Regions from separate parts of the Mus musculus genome. Here region 1 is linked to region 2. The links are chromatin loops, found by intact Hi-C in ENCODE. Cell type or tissue: heart. All regions are shown on one strand. Each heading gives the region's core, and the rest is flanking DNA. Links, peaks and the distances in the headings are about the cores only. Region 1 has its middle 140 kb from the start of Gm6647. Region 2 overlaps Sema3d (sema domain, immunoglobulin domain (Ig), short basic domain, secreted, (semaphorin) 3D).

Region 1 (2,815 bases), core at 126-2,625, 1.1 Mb after region 2:
AGAGAAGAGTTCACGATGCATACAACATGGGACATTATGCAAACTCGTGTGCCAGAAATTAAAAAAAAAAAAAAAAAAGTAAAAGGTACACTTCGCCTGATTTAGGATTTTGAAAATTCCCCACAGCTGCTGGGGGAGGAGAGTATTTAAGTACACTGGGCTCTTAGGTGAGCAGCTTTGCCCCATTAGCACGTAAACTTGGAGTATGTGCACAATGCAATGCCCAGGTGTCTAGCTCTATTTGTAGCACATTTTGGTATCAATTAGAAAGCAGAAGGCAGAAGGGGGAGCCTTAGAGGAGGAAGATATGGATCCTACGTGGTTGCCATGGGCTGAAGACCACCTCTTCCTTAAAGCGCACCCTCCCTCACTAACAGTCGCCGCTTTTCTAGGCAGAAACATGGCAGAAGGCTATGATTCACTGTCTATCGACCACTATTGTTGCAATTGCCTTGGAAACGGATTATTCTAGAGAATGTTTGCCTCTTCATTGTTTAGTCTGTTTCTCACAGAAAGACAAAATTGACTAGGCTAATTTTCTGAGATAAGGATATCTGAGCACTTAAGATTTCCTTAGAAACACGAAAAAGAAAGAAGAGAGTCGAAAAACTGCCACCATGTGTCTTCTTCCAGGAATGAGATCTTTCTGTTATAAAGTTAAACAATTACATTACCTGCATAGAAAACCTTCTGTGCAAAGACCGAAATGGATAGGTGATGATTTCCTCGTTCTACTAATAACAAGTAATGATGCAGACATTAAAGGCACTGGATCGTGCTCAATGACGTTTCCACCACATACAGGGAAGAGTAGTAGCCAAAAGGTGGCTTTTTACTCTAACATAGATCATCAAAAGGCATCCCCTGTCCTCCCTCCAGTTAAAAACGCAAAGTTCTCTAGAGCAGTTGTGCTCACCCGGGGAGCTCGCACTCATCAGGTCATTGTGAATACAGGAAAGAGGAAATTGCGTCTCAGCCAGCTTGACACAGACGCGAACAGGGCAGCTTTCTTATTGCTTAAGCATACAATGCGGTGTGTTCAGGTACACTGCAGTTTCTTTCTCACAAAGAGCCAATCCAGCCCGAACGGTGAGGGAAGACGCTGCTGGAGGAGGATTTATTGAAATGCTGTACATCTTGAAAGGATTACGTGCACCTGCACATAAAGAATCTCAACGGCTTTAGACACACGGGCTAAAGGCGCCGTCTTTATTACACTTCTTTCAAGTGTGCATACTTGACTGATAATCTGGACAAGTTTCAAGTGCTCAGGGTCAGTGCCGAGGAGCAAGCGCGCCACCTACTGGTCAATATGGTCAGGACCCACCAGAAAGCCTTCAGACTACGTGGGGGCGAAAGGACCAAAGTGAAGAAGAGATCATTTCTTTAAAGCTGAGTTACAGAAATTGTGAAAAGTGGCAGTTTCCCCCAGGTTTTTATCCCATTTTCAATTCCATGAAATTAGATAAAACTTCACTGTAAAAAATAAATTGGGAAGAAGAGGTAAAGGAGAAAAAAAGATGTCTTTTTTCAGAACATTTACAGGAAAATTCTCATTTACAGTAAGAGTGCTTTTTTATTGTTGTTGTTGTCGTTCCCTTCTTCAAACTATTTCTATTTCCTTATAAGTCACTTTAACTAAATTAGCTGTTAAGCAACGTGGAAAAACTGGATAGCTAAAACGTCGTGTTCTCTATGCAAGCACATTAATTTAAATTGAGGCAAGCATATATTAAAATATAACAAAGTTTAATAGATTTGTTATTGCTCAAGTATTTTGATTAACTTTTCTTTTGCTTAAAATATTATACTTATGTAAGATAGTTTTCATACTTCATTTTTAAATTCTTGAGATGGAATCTTTAATAATTTACTTTAAGAAACTATATATTTAAAATTGTTTTTTAAATAATTATCTTGACATATTTCTACATAATCTGCATATATTTTACTCCTATCTATGCTGACTTGCAGAGCTCACACTTAGGAAGTAGTGAAAATTTCCATGACTACTAAGATGTAGGAGGCTGTAACTGTAGGCCTTCCTAGACCTCCCTCCAAGGACCTGTGGCTCCACATGTCAGCTGCTAGCCTCTTCAGGTCCCCACCAGCTGCAACACACTGAGCGTCCTCAGGCTCGTCCAGCCTGACATTATCAGAGGGAGAAGAATGGTCCCAGACAGAACTGCAAGGGCCAAGGATTGCCTCCTACTGTTTAGTTCAATAGGCCAGCTTAGCTTTTGAAGTTCCTGTCAGTTCGCTGAGCCAGAATTCGCTCTCTGTCTAGACTTGCTCTTCTTCCCTTCTCGCTTGTCCCCTGTGAAGGATAAGGCCAGTTTCCCTAGGCATCTCCTGCAGGTAAATACCACCTCAGCGAGAAGACAGGTGGAGCCTGTGATGTCAAGACCACCTCTTTTTGTTCTACTCTCTTCTATGGAAAGACCATAGTTCTTAATTTCATTCAAATATTTTCATCTATTAAAATGTAATCAAATACATCATAGATTTTTCTAAAATAAAAATGATACAAACTGTATGCTTTTTCCCTCAAGTGTAATTTATATCATTGGAATATTTTACCCAATCCTATATGTATAGGCATGTGTGTATATTGATGCTTTCATAGATGGTTTATTTTATGAAAGTGATGTTTTAACTTCTATTTATTGCAACTATAGAATGTTGATGTCTAATATAAGCAGATGCTGAGAAAGCGTTGTGTGTCACAAAGGAAAATACGCTCTGAATAATTTTAAATGATTTACTGACCTTTGCCAATTATATGGTGACTTGAGAGAGAGAGAGAGAGAGAGAG
Region 2 (2,815 bases), core at 12-2,511:
TCAATCAGACTGACCTGACGACGTTCTGAGACATGTGCCTTCTGGGAATGCCTTTGAGTAAGTCTCCAATGTACAGACTAGACTTGGGAAAGAGCGCAGTGTGATCTACGTTGATATACATTTCAGTACACTTAACAACAGGCTCCTTCCTCTATTAAGCTGACTGACTCTCTGTGGATGAGGCAAATGCACAAAACAGGGATAGACACACAGACTTTGCCAGCCTTCAGTGATAGAGATGCTAAATGAATACCAAACAAGCTAATGATGTAGGACATTTCTATTCTCCTTCACACAGACCTAGGACAAACAAAACAAACAAACAAACAAACAACCCAAAAACAAAACAAAACAAAACAAAACAAAAAAACAAAACAAAATGAAACAGGAAAAAAAATTGACATTGGGAAAGGGTCAGTTTCTTAATAGTAGCCATTCAAGACTTCTGTAAAGATAAATATTCTCAAATTAGTTAAAAGATGACTATCAAGTCTTTAAAATTGTTTGTGTAACCTCTTTGGTGGACATTCTCCTTTAAAATGGATCGTTATGGTTGTATTGACATGCAATCTGGAGGGATAGCTGTTTACCCCAGGATCTTCAGCTAACAATGCACCTTTGACCCCTGAGGGGAAGACCCTGAAGCTCTGGCATGAATCTAATTAGTCCCTAATTAAAATGCCTTTGTTCAGTGGAAACTTCATTTTGTGTTATCACTTTTTAGAAAACTTTGATTTGTTTTTAGCTTTTGTTTTTATTTTATTTCGATACTATCAAAAGAACTTTAATATAGGTTTTATCTGATGTCATAAATTTTATTTCATATACTTGTAATGATTAAGTATAAGTTTTATTCGAGTCATTTGTCTAAGAAGAATTAAAATGTGATGTTACCTTTTATTAAAGACAACTTCCTAGGATGCCGCTTTTGAAACATAAATGAAACATTATATGAAAGAGTATATATACCTTGTAAAATATTCAAATTGTAATGTCATTCCTTTATTTTAGATAAGTGTCATAAACTCGGTGCATATCAACTTGTGCTTTTATGTCTGACCACCAGAGGGCAGTTGATGCTAGCTCTTTCTTTAATACCCGCTCCCAGGAAGCAGTTCTAGGCAGAAATGAGACAGGACCTGAGGTGCCTTCTCAGAGCCTAGGCTCAGGGGAAAGGCTGCAGGTTGGGGCATGGCCTAATTTTCAGAGTAGCTGTAGCAGAAGTGTATAATTACAACCTCAAGCACTTAAAGCTCTTTTGGAGCTAATTTTATGACGTGTCGACTTGATCCTTTTAATTTTTAATAAACAGGAAAATTGGAAAGGAATCCTATTTTTTTATTATTGAAAATAAAAGCTTTCTATACATTCAGGGGCTTAAAGATCATTTTCATGACAGCTTCATCAATTTAAGCTTCCAGTATCATCATTAGAAACTTTTGGGTTGTGGGTGGTAATGCAATTTGTTTTCGTTCTGGAACATAGGCTGACTTTGAACTCTGCATTTGTTTGGGTAGCCTCTAAAACTGGGTCCTCCTGCCCTGGCCCTGTTTTGTAATTAAATGGATGTACCATCTTGCTTGATTTAAAAAAAAAAATCTTTATTTAAAACAATAATATTTTTAAGAAAGAAACATTACACTCGAGAAATCTTGGAAAATTCAGGTAAAGTCACATAATTTTGAATGTTTTGGAGAAGAAGCATAGATTTAACTCTATTGGAGCTGCTCTCACCACACATCAGAGTTCCTCACTGCTCTGTCATCTGCTTAGTCTTATCCATGGCACGAACCTTTCTGGTGTGTAGGTAGCGTGTTTATTCCTGTGCACCTTTCTTTTCAGTGTCCAAGCAAAACCTATGACCCACTGATTAAGTCCACCCGAGACTTTCCAGACGATGTTATCAGTTTCATAAGGCGGCACCCTGTGATGTATAAGTCCGTGTACCCAGTGGCAGGAGCACCGACCTTCAAGAGAATCAACGTGGATTACAGACTGACGCAGATAGTGGTGGATCACGTGGTCGCTGAAGACGGGCAGTATGATGTCATGTTTCTCGGAACAGGTATGATCAGACCACACTTTCAACCAAAGAAACTATTTGTTAATGGAGAAATAAAACAAAAACCTGCAAAATGTTTGTCATCCAAAGTCAAATAAATATTAAGTAATACCTTGCCAGCTTTTCCTGAACTTGTATAGGTGGTACATTTAAATAATGATCAGCAATGTCTGCCATCCACACTGAAGTTTTAAAATGCATATATTGTCGATGTTTTTCACACTGTTCCAGACTAGTTGCTCAAAACGTATCTGTCTAATCATGGAGGAATAAAAGTAAGTAAGGTGAGGCTGTGTCTCCATGTTTACCTGTTGTTGCTACAACCGGATGCTGGGAAATTCTATCCATAATTCTCCGTTCACTAGCCTGGAAATCAGAGACTTGTTAGCCTACAGACAGTTCTTAGAATCATTAAGCATTACTTGGTAAATGCTTTCAAATAAAACTTCTTGGAAGTTTACTTTCTTGTCCATGAATTTTGAAGATTAAAGTTAATTTTGTGGAGACTGGAGAGATGACTCAGCACTTAAGAGCACTAACTCCTCTTCCAGAGGACCTGTATTCAATTCTCAGCATGACCATAGCAGCTCACAACTGTCTGTACCTCCAGATCTGGCACCCTCATGTATGCATACATACAACCAAAACACTCATGCACATAAAATAAATATAAATAAATTATTTTAAAAATTAACTTGTTGGATTCTTATTAATACAGTTTATTGTGTGTCAACTTTGTAATTAAAATATGAT

Evidence for each region. Hi-C counts contacts between places; a loop is a spot of excess contacts. Peaks named below come from ENCODE experiments on the same cell type or tissue, not always from the same donor. Only the 100,000 strongest peaks of a DNase experiment are listed, where the experiment ranks them.
Region 1: a loop joins it to region 2, with 16 times the contacts of the local background. A loop is called at or near these places in 37 of 42 quality-filtered maps.

What each region holds. Positions count from the first base shown.
Region 1 is chr5:13,627,949-13,630,763 of GRCm38, forward strand. No RefSeq gene overlaps it. Among named protein-coding and RNA genes, the nearest start is that of Gm6647, 140 kb to the right of the region's middle. In heart, for the core only: a CTCF peak has its summit at 1,309 (motif pointing left); no DNase peak of the experiment used is centred there; H3K4me3 peaks cover 599 bases; H3K27ac peaks cover 496 bases.
Region 2 is chr5:12,561,307-12,564,121 of GRCm38, forward strand. Sema3d (sema domain, immunoglobulin domain (Ig), short basic domain, secreted, (semaphorin) 3D) reads left to right here. Exons shown (of 18, transcript NM_028882.4): 12 at 1,843-2,065. Among named protein-coding and RNA genes, the nearest start is that of Sema3d, 180 kb to the left of the region's middle. In heart, for the core only: a CTCF peak has its summit at 1,062 (motif pointing right); no DNase peak of the experiment used is centred there.